Linked DNA regions of Homo sapiens: all the other regions are linked to region 3. Evidence: read pairs that join two places in POLR2A ChIA-PET (ENCODE). Cell type or tissue: Panc1. All regions are shown on one strand. Links, peaks and the distances in the headings refer to the core of each region. The heading gives the core; the rest is flanking DNA.

Region 1 (4,573 bases), core at 196-4,195, 150 kb after region 3:
AACAAATCTGAAAAATGCAAATCCTAAAACATTTTAAACGTTAATCAATAAACTCATCATTCTGAGCTGGCGTCCAAATGGATTGCAAACTGTGTTTGTCACAATTGCCACGTGGTGGCGTGCCTGCTGCTGGCTCTGGGGAAATTGAATTATGCCAGTTCTGAATGGTGCCAGCCCTTCAGGAGGCTGGCCACCATGAGACGTGCTAGATGTCCTGCAGTACAGCCCAGGGGCTGCTTAGGCGGGAAGGCACACAGAGAAAAAGGGCCGGGCTTGGCAGAAGGGGGTTGGGGTCAGAGGGCTGGCAGGAGCAGAGGACAGAATCCTATGCAAAGCAGGCCAGAGGAAAGGAGTAAGACTCCTGCTAGGGCAGGGCATAAGCCATCTGAGAAAGTCTCTCTCTTGCCCTTTATCTCTTGCCAGTCCCATGGCCTTTTCTCCGCTAGTTTATTGACTCGCCTGCTCCATTTTCCCAGTTTCTTTGTCCCCTTATCACCTGACCACAGCACTGACTCCAGAGGCTGTTGAGCTCCCCCTGCTCACTGCACACCTTCCCAGTCCAGGTCTCACTTCAGTGCTCAGGAGAGACCCTGGTACATTCAGGCCAGACCAGGGATTAGCCCTCGGGGGTCAGTGGCCATGCCAGCTTCAATTAATTAGTTGTCAGCGGGGAAGGGAGGATGAAGGACATAGAAGTATGGCCAGTTAGGCCCATCCAGTCTTTAGGTGAAGGAAGAGGCCACGATGGATATGTTCAGGTCAGAAAGTTTCATGGAGGAGTGACATTCACCGAGAATCTGAAAGACACCCCAGAGGGAGGAGTATTCCAGGCAGAGACACTGTAGGGTCACACAAAGGCAGGGAGGGGTGCAAGAGCTTGGGCCTTAAGGAAATGAGAGATGCCTGGGATGGTTGGAGTGTCGGGTTCCTGAAAATGGGAACAAGGCTCTCAGGGGGACAAGTCTCAGGGGGAGCTTGTATGCCTGTGAGGGACTCGAGGCTTTCTCTTGGAGCCAGAAGACCCTTGTCAAGCAAGGAAGAGACATGATCAGATTGGCCTTTTACAAAGCTCTCTCCCCAGCAGTGTGGATGCCATATTGGAGGGGGCTGAGTTCTGAGGTGGAGCCCCAATTAGGAGACTTCTGAAGTCATCCAGGTGAGAGGGGAGAGGTAGGGCTGGAGTGGCTGGGGCTGCATTGTGGCTCCGGCAGATTCCAGCTGTGTGACCTTGAGCACATTACTTACCCTTTCTGAGCTTTATCCCTAGCGGTGCCTGGCATATAGCAGGAGCTCAGCACATATATGTTGAATGAATAAGTGAATGAATGTCAAAAAGCCATCGAAATGCGTGGCCAGACTGAAGACAGAACACCATGCTGAGCCTGAAAGGACACTCATGTCACGGGGCTGGGAGCCTGGGGAAACATCTCCAGACCTTCCAAATCCCGGGCCTTGCTCGCTCATCTCATCGTTACCTCTTGCCCATCTCCCACCTTGCCCTTGGAATAAGGGATCTCCGGATCTGATGAGAAAGGGCTTTTATTTCTTAATTTTCTGAGGCCCTGCAGATATGAGAGGGACCCTGGCGGAAAAGAAAGCCACTGAGATGGGGAGGGCAAAGCTGCAAATGGACTGGACCTGCCATGAAGGCAGGGTTCTTGCCAGGCTGCAAGAATCGAGGGTAAGGTCCCAAACCTGCCCCGTCCGCTTCAGTCTCCAGAAAGCCTTCCTGAAGGAGGCCAAGATAGCAGAGGTGCCAGTCTTAGGTGGAAGAGGAGGTGAGATTTCACCCTGTCCCTCATTCTGTTTCCTGACCTGTAGTGGTTGAGAGGCAAAGAGGTGCCCAGCTCTCCTTAGATTACTGCATCTTCGTCCCCTACACTTAGCCACAAACCGCCAGGCAGGTGCCCAAGCACCGCCCGCGCTGCGCGGGTCCCGAGCCGTTCTCGACATCGGTGGCAGCCTCAGCCGCGCTCACCTGCATCTCCCCGGAACGCCCACCAGAGGGCGCTGTTGGACAGCGCGCAGAGCCAAGCTTATGGGGCGGAAGAGCTGCGAGGTCAGCACCGCCGACTGGAGCACTCGGGGCGGGTGGGCAGGACGAGCGGAGGCCGTGGGTTGGAGCGTGGGAGACCTTCAGGAGCTCCTACGTCCTCTAAGAGGCTTGGCGTAGTCCGGCGAGGTCTCGGGGGTGCGCGGACACCAGCCTCCTCAGCCTCAGGTCTGGAATCCGGCGGGATGGGGGACTGGGCGACGGCATTGTGAGGGCTCGGCGGAGGCGCCAGGGGGCGCTAGCTGGCTCCTCGCAGCCGATCCAGGCCGCGGCGGTTCCACGAGGTCCGGCGCCCCGCGCCCCGCGACCCGCGGTCCTGGCCAAGCTGTCAGGGAAGGTGCGGCGGAGACCACCCGTTCCTCTTCTCCCTCCCTCCCTCCCTCTTCGGCCGGCGGGGAGTGGCGCCCACCATCCAGCCTGCGCCTCTGCGCCCTGCACCCCCATCCGCACCCTTTCTCCGGCCAAGTTTCCCTGCGCCCCCGTTCCTGGTACCCGCGCCGGCCTCCGTGGCTCCTCCACGGCTCTCTCCTGGAATTAAGCTTCCGGGAAGGGTTTGGCCGATTCTCAGACTGGAGAAGGCGGGCCCCAGCAGAGGCCCGAGTGATTTCGAGAAGCCCCGTGGCTGGGCGTCGATGTTCGCCCTGGACTCAGTGACCCAGTAACCCCACAGCAGGAGGAACAGGCTCGCTACGGGGTTAGGGAACCTTCAGGCGCCGAGAAAAAGATACGCAACGGCAAGCCATACTTTTCTGGACACTGGCTCTGGGGGCGCTGCTCCTCTGAACCTCGACTTTCCCCAGGCACGCACCTCAGAGCTGAGCCCCCTGGGGACTCCCAAGCTCTGCGTCTCCCTGAGTCCTGAGGCAGGAGAGGAGGAGGCTTCAGGGGCGGATGAGCCTCCTCCCCCTAGCCGTACCCTGTCACCCTGGGAGCCTGGAACGTGCATCTGAGGCCAGAGCGACTCTTGCCTCTTTTCCAGTGAGCTGGGGGAAAGTCACCCTCCTGAGGAGACCAGCCTTCGAGGGCGTCATGAGCGCGTGTTTGGGGCAGGAACCGGCCGGCCCTCCCTGCTGTGCTACCCCCTGAAACTGGATGGCCCCCCTTTCATTCCCCCAGCTCAGGAGAGGCTTGACCCTACTGGAAGCTCGAGGGCGCAGGCCTGGAGGAAAGAGAGGAACAGAAATCCGGGCTGTGGGGGAGCAGCTGGAAAGCTGGAGAAGCTGGAGGAAGGATGTTGCTGGCTGTTCTTCCCCCACCCCCATTCCTGAGTTTGGGGCTGCAGCCCCCACAAAATCTGCCCTGCAGGTCCAAGTAGTACCCAGCAGCCAAGCAGTAGAATTTGGGCAGCACCCCGGAAGAGGCTTGCAGGATAGGACACAGCCCACAAGAATCATCCGAGGCTGCACCGTGACCAGCCCCTCAAGACAGAGCGAGACCCAAATAACCCCCGCGGGCGGACCCGCAGCGTTCTGTGACTCCACCGCGGAGTCCAAAAGGCAGCTGAGGGTGGGAGCGGAGGGGAAGGGAGGGGGGCCACAGGCGCTCGGGCGAGGGAGGCGCGTCAATGGGCCGCAGGGGCCGGATCGGTGGCCTAATGGATTCAGGCCTGCACGGCAGAGGCGCACCCGGCGGCCTGCCCGCGCTCTCAATAGCGGACAATGGAGTCCCGGGGTGACCTGAACAAAGAATTTGGAAGTAGTTAAACTGCAGAACACGTTCTCGGCCTGGGTGCCTCCTTTCAAAAGGAGCGCTGGGAGAAGAAAAGAAAGCACTGGGGGGTGAAGGGAGTGAGAAAATGCCCAGGGGAAAAGTTGGTAGGTCGCCCTAGTTGCCGCCAGCTACCAGACGCCAGGAATTCAATAGGAAATGGGGGAGGGGGTGGCCCAAGTCTACCAGACCGCAAGGAGAATCAGATAAAGTTCTCCAGGAGATGGCTGGGGTTCCGGAGCAGAACTGAGCTTTCGCCCAGGGCAGAGAGCACCTCCCCCCACAACACACACACGCACACATACACACACACGGTCAAGGCCAGGAGAAGCTTCCCTAGGGCTTTGGAGCTAGAACAGGAACCAGTGAGTGGAGGGGGTGTCTGGGCCCCTGTGTCTAGCCCTACATGGCGCTGCTTCCCTCCTTGGCTCCTCTAACAGGAGGATAGGGCTCCCTCTTTGAGCCCTTTCGCAGAGCTTTTGTTTTTCCTTCCCCATCCAGTTCAGAAAGACTGGGTTCTCTCTCTCCACCCCTTCTTCACTCCCCACCCCGCACAACCAGCAATCTAGGTTCTTCTATGAGAATATATAGTTTGTATTTTAAAGTCAGGCCTCTAGGTGTAAAATATAGGGCCAATTATTATTTTATTTCATTTTTTCAAAATTTTCTAATGTTTCCACAATGAACACAGCCACAACGTAGGAAAAGAAGACATTTAAAAGGCAGTCAGTTATACTGGTATCAAACTAACTTAGAAGAGAAGGAACTTGAAAGACTGTGGAAACCAAAAGTGTAAATAAAATGACGGAATAA
Region 2 (4,573 bases), core at 196-4,195, 250 kb before region 3:
TAAGTTTGTATGCTTTTTGGCCTGTTAGTCTGCCTTTTGTCAGTGATTCTCAGTGGACCTTCAGATGGCAAAGAGAATGTTTTTCTCTTGGCCCCTGCACCACTGGGAAAGGCTGCAGGCTGCATTGCCTCTACAAGGCTGCCATCTGCAGCTGCTTCAAGTGGGCTGTGACCTACGTTGGGGCACTCCATTCTCGGGGTACCGGACCGGACCTACATCCAGAACACTGATGTCTCTCCTTGCCATCCCCCACAGGACAGGCCCATGCTGAAGATGCCCTGGGCCATGTCCCCCTGGTACCACATTTGGGGGCCGACGTCCCAGTGTCAGAGGCATTTGAACCAGAGCAACTCCATCTTGAATAGGAGCTGGGTAAAATGAGACTGAAACCTACTGGGCTGCATTCCAGACAGTTACACATCCTAAGTTGCAGGGTGAGATAGGAGATTGGTACAAGATACAGGTCATAAAGATCTTGCTGATAAAACAGGTTGCAGTAAAGAAACCGGCCAAAATCCCCCAAAACCAAGATAGCCACAAGAGTGACCTCTGGTCGTCCTCATGGCTACACTCCCGCCAGCGCCACGACACTTTACAAATGCCATGGCAACGTCAGGAAGTTACCCTATATGGTCTAAAAAGGGGATGCATGAATAGTCCACCCCTTGTTTAGCATATATAATCAAGAAATAACCACAAAAATGGGCAACCAGTAGCCCTCAGGGCTGCTCTGCCTCTGGAATAGCCATTCTTTATTCCTTCACTCCTTTATAAACTTGCTTTCAGTCTACAGACATGCCTGAATTCTTTCTTGGGTTAGATCCAAGAACCCTCTCTTGAAGTTTGGATCAGGACCTCTTTCTGGTAACACTTGGGTTGAGTGTGGACCCCAGCCAACACAAAGCTCTCTCCTCTCCCCACCTGCCACCAACAGGCCCCTCTATTTTTGCTCTTCCGGCAAAGTTTCTCCCAGCAGAGGCTGGGCTACAGCCTGCTCCTCTCCCGGCTTCATCATGTAGCAGGATGAGCTGCAGACAAGAATCCCTCAGACACTGAGGTGTAGAAGGAAAGGGCTTTATTCAGCTGGGAGCACTGGCAGACTCATGTCTCCAAAAACCGAGCTCCCCAAGTGAGCAATTCCTGTCCCGTTTAAGGGCTTACAACTCTAAGGAGGTCCCCGTGAAAGGGTCATGATTGATTGAGCAAGCAGGGGATCCGTGACTGGGGGCTGCATGCACCGGTAATCAGAATGGAACAGAACAGGACAGGGATTTTCATGATGCCTTTCCATACAATGTCTGAAATCTACAGATAACACAAGCAGTTAGGTCAGGGGTTGATTTTTCTTTTTTTTTTTTTTTTTTTTTTTTGGGATGGAGTTTTGCTCTTGTGCCCAGGCTGGAGTGCAGTGGCGCAATCTCGGCTCACCACAACCTCCGCCTCCCGGATTCAAGCGATTCTCCTGCCTCAGCCTCCTGAGTAGCTGGGATTACGGGCATATGCCACCACACCTGGCCAATTTTTTGCATTTTTAGTAGAGACGGGATATCTCCATATTGGTCAGGCTGGTCTTCAACTCCCAACCTCAGGTGATCCGCCCACCTCAGCCTCCCAAAGTGCTGGGATTATAGGCGTGAGCCACCACGCCCAGCCAAGTCAGGGGTTGATTTTTAACTACCAGGCCCAGGGCGCAGTGCTGGGCTATCTGCCTGTAGATTCCATTTCTGCCTTTTAGTTTTTACTTCTTCTTTCTTTGGAGGCAGAAATTGGGCATAAGACAATATGAGGGGTGGTCTCCTCCCTTAATCCTCCTCACCTTCATCAAATCTTTTTATTGTGAGCATTGAGGCAGCCCAGCTCCTCCACGGCCGGCAACACTGGGCATACGCCCTCCCCACTGCCAAAGAGGAAGAGGAAGATCAGCTCCACAGACGCTGCTGCCAAGGAAGAGCCCAGGAGGAGGTTGGCACGGTTGTCAACTAACCTGCTCTTGCAAAAGTGGAAACAAAGCTGAAACAGGCAGCAGAGAAGGATAAATCTTCGGACAAAAAAGTGCAAACAAAAAGGGAAAGGGGGGCAAAGGGAAAACAGGCTAAGTGGCTAACTAGGAAACTAAAGAAGATTTACCTGCAGAAAACGGAGAAACTAAAATCAGCCTCTGATGAAGCTGGAGAGAAGGAAGCCAAGTCTGATTAAATCACATACCATGTTTTATCAGTGGTCCCCATCTCCCTTTTTGTACAATCGAGTATATATTTTCATCAACTATTTTGTAAATGCAAGTTTACAAAATAATAGTGTTTTTTTTTTTTTTTTTTTTTTTTGAGACAGGGTCTGGCTCTGATGCCCAGGCTGGAGTGCAGTGGTGCCATTTCAGCTCACTGCACTCTGCCTCCCAGGCTCAAGCCATCCTCCCACCTAAGCCTCCTGAGTAGCTGGGACCACAGGTGCATGCCACCATGCTTGGCTCCTTTTTTGCATTTTTTGTAGAGACAGGGTCTCACTTTGTTGCCCAGGCTGGTCTCGAACTCCTGAGCTCAAGAGATATGCCTGCCTTGGTGTCTCAAAGTGCTGGAATTACAGGTGTGAGCCACGATGGCCGGCCTAGAAACATTTTTAAGAAGGAGGGAATCACATCTAATCTCATTTTTTAAGTGTAAATGCTTATTTTAAAAAGGTGAAACCATTTGCTGCTTGTTTGTTTTTTGGTACAACCAGAAAATAGTGTGGGCTATTGAATTCTGGGAGGCTTTGACTGTCTTGGGTGTCAGCTTAACATTCCATAGATGGAGGGTTAGTGTTTATATCCTATAATAGAAAGCATACTAAATGGCAATATGGAGTCACAGTCCTGCATTTAATGTCCTGGGCATTTTAAATTACTTCTATTCCCATGTTGTTGTTAATTTTTTTTTTTTTTTTTTTTTTGATGGAGTCTCGCTCTGTCACCCAGGCTGGAGTGTAGTGGCGTGATCTCGGCTCACTGCAACCTCTGCCTCCCGGGTTCAAGCGATTCTCCTGCCTCAGCTTCCCAAGTAGCTGGGATTACAGGCATCTGCCATCATGCCCAGCTAATTTTTTGCATTTTTGTAGAGACAGGGTTTCACCATGTTGACCAGGCTGGTCTCGAACTTCTGACCTCAGGTGATCTGCCCTCCTTGGCCTCCCAAAGTGCTAGGATTATAGGCGTGAGACACCACGCCGGGCCTACTCATATTGATTTTTAGCAGAATTGTTTCCTAAAGAAATCCACTTGATCACGGCCGTCCCTGTGAGAATTGTGTGCACTCTGTAACATCCTTGGTCGTGGTAGTCTTGTTTTCCTAGTAACTTTGTTAACGTGCTGTGAAAGATTGAAAATTTGAGTATGTGGTGTATTTGCTGTTCAGTTGTGTATTGGTGGGATGTTTGTAACAGCTTATCCACATGTGAAAATACTGGTACTTGATAGCCTCTTAAGGAAAATTTACCTCCAAATTTTAAGCTGGAAAGTCACTGGAATAACTTTTAAAAAGAATTACAATACATGGCTTTTTAGATTTTCAGTACATATGATAAGAACTGTGTGCAAACTGAAATGTCTGTGTATTGAGCCTCAACACAACCAATAAAATCTCAATTATGGAAGAGTGTTTTGAAGCACATGGAAAAAAACAAACAAACAAATCTCCTTGTTGTGACCATTTCACACTTGGGAGGATGAGGCACAGAGACCCTGCCCATTGGCTGTTTGCTCAGGGATGGACCTGCTGGACGCCTTGCTTAGCGTCTGAGAGCAAAGAGAGTAAATCCGGGCTGGGGCACTGGCTCCTCTGAGGAGAAACCCCACTGGAGCTGTGAGCTTCGGGCAGCTCCTGGCTCCTGGCACTCCCCTCCAGCCCAGCCAGCAGGCCTGGACCCAGGAGTAAGCACTCACAAGCACGCAGCACCGGAAGCTGCTTGCAGCCTCCCAGGGGACCTTTCAGGCTGAGCTGCTTTTGAAGAGAGGAGAGCCTGAGGAAGAAGAGGTCATGGGGCTTTTTGTAGGGAAAAACATAACTACACATTTAACTACCAATGATGCTTCCCCATTAGCTCAGGCTGGCCAGCTCTCCCTGGCCCCCAGCCCTTGCGCCAATCCCCACTAGGCTGGTTGGCCCAGAGCACGGGCAGGGAGAGTTCCTTCCCAGTGTGGCAATGAGATCCAGACTTGGGATCTCACATTCTCAGGGAGGCCAGTCCTGAGGCCTTGGCAGGGACCACTGCAGCTGCCCATCTCCAGCAAGGCCATCAAAAGGCGGTGAGGCGTGGGAGCCGGCCCTCGGAGGGGCCACCACAGGACCTGCCAGGCTGCCATCAGGTCTTGGCAGGAAGAGAAAATGTTTTTGCTCTTATAGAGGGTGCAGAGAAAGGCAGCATGGCCGGGCAGGCCAACTCCTGCCAGTCTTCAGGGGGTGTGGAACAAAGCCCTTTTTTCTCCAGGTCCTCGGACCCTCTGCCAGGCCGGACCATTGGTTAGTTCCTTCCCAGTTCCCTTGGCACCAGGAGATGTGGCAGTCAGAGCTGCCCAGGGCTCATTGAGGAGAGGCCCTGA
Region 3 (4,573 bases), core at 427-4,426:
ATTTCTAGCTCTTTGATCCTAAGCAGGATTTAACCTCGGATTGTTATTTATTTATTTATTTATTTATTTATTTAATTTACCTATGGGAATAATTATACTAAGAATGCCTACCTCAGGATAATTGAGAGGTTCAGATGATATTTTTCAGAGTGCTGATGTTACTTTGGACAGTGGTTTGGCTTGATCTGTTTTGTTCCCACTCATACATCATCTCCAAGGTAGAAACTACAAGCAAAGTGTCTGACATGGTCCAGCTCCACATCAAAGCGTCTAACTGATGGGCTGCGAGGAAAGCAGAGCCCGTCCTGGTTATAGTTTCCAAAAACATTCCTGGGCTCAGAAGTGCTGACGAGCCACGTTGTGTGCACCATCAAACTCTAATCCTTGTCTTTTCCTTCATATGTGGGCACCTTGAGAAATCAAGGTGTATACATGTCCTGCCTACTGGCAAGGCGACTTCCGGGCACAGCCCCACAGTGGAACTTGCTTATTCTGGGACATTTAGCCTGTCAGCTGCAGTCTTCCCACAGGGCTCCTGCAGCCTTCTTCTCTGTTCTCTGCTCACATGCAAGGTTTGCCTTTAAACCCACAGATATGAATACTTACTAGAGTGGGGGTTCCTCCATATCCTCACCTCCATATGTCAACATACAGGGTTTAAAGCAGTGCACATTTGAGCCACCTGCTGGGAGGTAGACAACCACGGTTTTGTAAGCATTGATTGCCTTCTCTCTCTCTCTCTCTCTCTCTCTCTCTCTCTCTCTCTCTCTCTCTCTCTCCTCTCTGACAGGGTCTCACTCTGTTGCCCATTATTAATAGGAGAGCAGTAGTGTGATCATGGCTCAGGCAGCCTCGAACTCCCAGACTCGAGATCCTCCTGCCTCAGCCTCTTTAGTAGCTAAAACTACACTGCATTTGGCTGATTTTTCCTTTTTTTTTTTTTTTTTTGTAGAAACAGGGTCTTGCTGTGTTGCCCAGGCTGGTATTGAACTCCTGGCCTTAAGCAATCCTCCCGCCTCAGCCTCCCAAAGTGCTGGGATTACAGGTGTGAGCTGCTGTGCCTGGCCTGATTGGTTGTTTAATGTGCAATCCTCTGGGGGTCTTGTTAAAAATGCAGATTCTGATGCAGCATGTCTGAGATGTGGCTCCCATGGGGAGCTCCAAGGTCCAGCCCTCCTTGGACCGCCCTTTGAGTAGTGAGGCTCCAGGAGATCCCACAAGCTTCCAGATTTGACAATTCTGAGCTTCCTCAACTCCAGAGCCAAACCCCTAACCGAAAGTGGGATCAGAGGCCAGGCATGGTGGCTCATGCCTGTAATTCCAGCACTTTGGGAGGCCGAGGTGGGAAGATCACCTAAGGTCAGGAGTTCGAGACCAGCCTGGCCAACATAGTGAAGCCCTGTCTCTACTAAAAATACAAAAATTGGCCGAGTGTGGTGGCATGCACCTGTAATCCGAGCTACTCGGGAGGCTGAGGCAGGAGAATCGCTTGAAGCTGGGAGGCAGAGGTTGCAGTGAGCCGAGATCACACCACTGCACTCCAGCCTGGGTGACAGAGTGAGACTCTGTCTCAAAAAAAGAGAAGAAAAAGAAAAAAAAAAAAGGGGGGGGGGGATCAGCAGTAGTCCACTTCACCTCTTTTCCTGCTAGCTTGAGTTAAGAGAAAGGTATACCTCTTCTAGTAAGGCTTTGCCAGGCCCCCAGGCAGCACTAACCTCCTCCACTTTCCCCTGGGTAAACCCGAGGCAGTGGCCAATCTCATTGAGAGGCTCTCTGAAGCTGGTGCCCGCTTCCTTCCTGAGACCTCCACCCACAGCTTGATGAATTGCCTCCAGACTCTGCTGTCTCCATTCTCCCAACGTCCACATTAGCATGGCAGAAATGCACTGCTGCAACCTTCCAACCCTCAAATTACTTTGATGAGGCAGAATCCCTGCCTTATCCCAGATGTCCCCAGAAAGTGTCGGGTGCGGTGGCGCATGCCTGTAATCCCAGCACTTCGGGAGGCCAAGGCGGGAGGCTAACCTAAGGTCAGGAGTTCAAGACCAGCCTGACCAATGCGGAGAAACCCTGTCTCTACTAAAAATACAAAATTATCTGGGCGTGGTGGCGCATGCCTGTAATCCCAGCTACTCAGGAGGCTGAGGCAGGAGTATCGCTTGAACTCGGGAAGTGCAGGTTGCGGTAAACTGAGATCTCACCATTGCACTCCAGCCTGGGCAACAAAAGCGAAACTCCGTCTCAAAAAAAAAAAAAAAAAAAAAAACAAACAAACAAACAAACAAAAAAAAAAATCAGATATCCCCAGAAAGGAAGTTGTTATGGGCACCAAATGGTTGTCATAAAATTCACGTTTTGTTGTCCCCCTTCCCATAGCTGGTGGCCTTCAAAAGAGTATTTTATTGTCTCTCTCCAATAATGTGGGGGCCATTTGTAGGAATCACACACACAGGCAGCTGGGATTTTGTGAAGCTGAGCACGTCAGATTTTAACATTGGTAGTCTTCAGACACGTTTTCCCAAAAGCGGCACCACCTTCTCAGGCAAGGTCTGGCCCAGCCCACCCAGCTAACCCTCCTGCCCAGCTTGTCCCTGGAGGGGCAGTGTCAGGGCACGGCCAGCAGGGGGCGGCGCGAGCACACATTCAGAGCCGGCTCGCGGGATTCCCAACCCCTATGGCTTCTTCCTCAGAAAGCCACTTGGTTTTCTTATCAGACGGGGTCCCTGGGCTAAGGCCCCAGCCCTGCTGACCTTAGGGACGACCCCAGCATCCCATTCGGGTTTGAGTAGGAGCTAGGGCTGCCCCAAGAGTCTTCTGCTCAGCATGTGCCTGATTTCATTTATATATTTAGAGCTGCCACAAATTCAGAGTGGACCTGGACTGTGTCCAGGAGGGCACCTGGCAGCTCGGGGCTCCGGGGAAGATGGGAGTCAGTGGATAGGGATCAACCAGTGTTTCCCTCAGATTTAGGACCCAGGTCTTAAGGAAAAATTAGAAGTATATCATGAAAACGTAAAAGATACCCATTCTTTTTTTCTTTCTTTTTTGAGACGGAGTCTCTCTCTGTCACCCAGGCTGGAGTGCAGTGGTGCGATCTCGGCTCACTGCAACCTCCGCCTCTCGGGTGCAAGCAGTTCTCCTGCCTCAGCCTCCCGAGTAGCTGGGATTACAGGTCCCTGCCACCATGCCTGGCTAATTTTTGTATTTTTAGTAGAGATGGGGTTTCACCATGTTGGCCAAGCTGGTCTCAAATCCTGACCTCAAGTGATCTGCCCACCTCAGCCTCCCAAAGTGCTGGGATTACAGGCATGAGTCACTGCGCCTGGCCAAAAATACCCATTCCTTTTAATTATTTAACTCAGCCTCATCACCACCCCCTTCCATCAACACCTCCACGCAGGTCACCAGTGCCCTCCACCTTGGCAAACACTAGTCTCTATTCCTTTCTCACATGACCCCAAAGCACCATTGACAGTTCTCGTACTTGAAATACCTTCTTAGCTCCAGATGTTCATAAGCGATCTCTCAGGGTGAGGCCCCTTCTACCAGAGCAGCTTCATTCTTTTTAGGTTGGTGTTGTGTTTTGTTTTGTTGATACAGGGTCTCCCTCTGTTGTCCAGGCTGGGGTGCAGTGGCACAACCATGGCTAACTGCAGCCTCGACCTCCTGGGCTCAGGTGATCCTCCCACCTCAGCCTCCTGAGTAGTGGGGACTACAGGCGTGCACCACCATGCCCAACTAATTTGTGTATTTTTTGTAGAGGTGGGTTTCACCATGTTGCCCAGGTTGGTCTCAAACTCCCACGTTCAAGCAATCCTCCTGCCTCGGCCTCCCAAAGTGCTGAGATTATAGGCATGAGCCACATGCCTGCCCTTTTTAGGTTTAAATACCAAGGTTCCATGTGAGATTTCATTTGCAAAAATGAAGCCTCAACTTTTGGGACAAAATCCTCACTGGTTGATCTCCTACCCTTCTGCCCATAATAATTTGCTGTGATTCCTCCTCCAGCCTAGGAGTCCTATGTAAATACCATTTTTGTTTTCATGGATTTTATGACCATGGCTTGTTGACTGTGAATGTTATAAAGAAGGAAGTTTCTTGGGTAATGAGCATACACTACAAACCCTAGGAGTGAGAGAAGAAAGTATGTAAGAAATAAGTGCATATATATATCTATTTATAAATATATATATATATACACCCACACACACACATATGTATACATTGACATATACATGAACATGTACACAGCCTCACTGAAAAGCAAGAAAGAGAACTCTCAGTGGATCAGAGAAATTCCCAAAGGTGTGAAAGCAGATAGGACTGAATTGAATCCAAAGTCCAGAAAACGGTTGGAATATCCTGGCCCAAAAGGTAGGTGCAGCACTAAGGGTGCTTGATACCCACAAAGAATGGGGGTGACCCTACAGGCAAGAGCAGACAAGTCTTGGGTTGATTGACTGGGATGCCTTGGTGGGAACAACAAGCCTCGCCTACTGCCACTAGCCAGCCAGCGTCTGCTTCCATGTGGGAAAATGAGTGTAGCATCTTGGAAAAAGTATCTGTCAATGCT

The links. ChIA-PET counts read pairs that join two places held together with the same protein. Peaks named below come from ENCODE experiments on the same cell type or tissue, not always from the same donor. Only the 100,000 strongest peaks of a DNase experiment are listed, where the experiment ranks them.
Region 1: POLR2A ChIA-PET joins it to region 3 with 8 read pairs; 2 of 35 experiments call an interaction of 5 or more read pairs at or near these places.
Region 2: POLR2A ChIA-PET joins it to region 3 with 8 read pairs; 2 of 35 experiments call an interaction of 5 or more read pairs at or near these places.

What each region holds. Positions count from the first base shown.
Region 1 is chr15:89,356,768-89,361,340 of GRCh38, forward strand. LOC124903549 (a long non-coding RNA gene) reads right to left here and starts at 1,899. Exons shown (of 2, transcript XR_007064750.1): 1 at 1,816-1,899. RefSeq lists silencers at 1,991-2,285, 2,343-2,402, 2,463-2,512 and an enhancer at 2,003-2,282. In Panc1, for the core only: CTCF peaks have their summits at 318, 2,055 (motif pointing right) and 2,257 (motif pointing right); a DNase peak (open chromatin) is centred at 2,044; H3K4me3 peaks cover 922 bases; H3K27me3 peaks cover 1,468 bases.
Region 2 is chr15:88,950,654-88,955,226 of GRCh38, forward strand. It overlaps the pseudogene LOC124903572. Among named protein-coding and RNA genes, the nearest start is that of MFGE8, 40 kb to the left of the region's middle. In Panc1, for the core only: no CTCF peak of the experiment used is centred there; no DNase peak of the experiment used is centred there; H3K27ac peaks cover 1,164 bases.
Region 3 is chr15:89,204,402-89,208,974 of GRCh38, forward strand. No RefSeq gene overlaps it. Among named protein-coding and RNA genes, the nearest start is that of RLBP1, 15 kb to the right of the region's middle. RefSeq lists an enhancer at 2,831-2,900. In Panc1, for the core only: CTCF peaks have their summits at 2,354 and 2,619 (motif pointing right); a DNase peak (open chromatin) is centred at 2,640; H3K4me3 peaks cover 395 bases.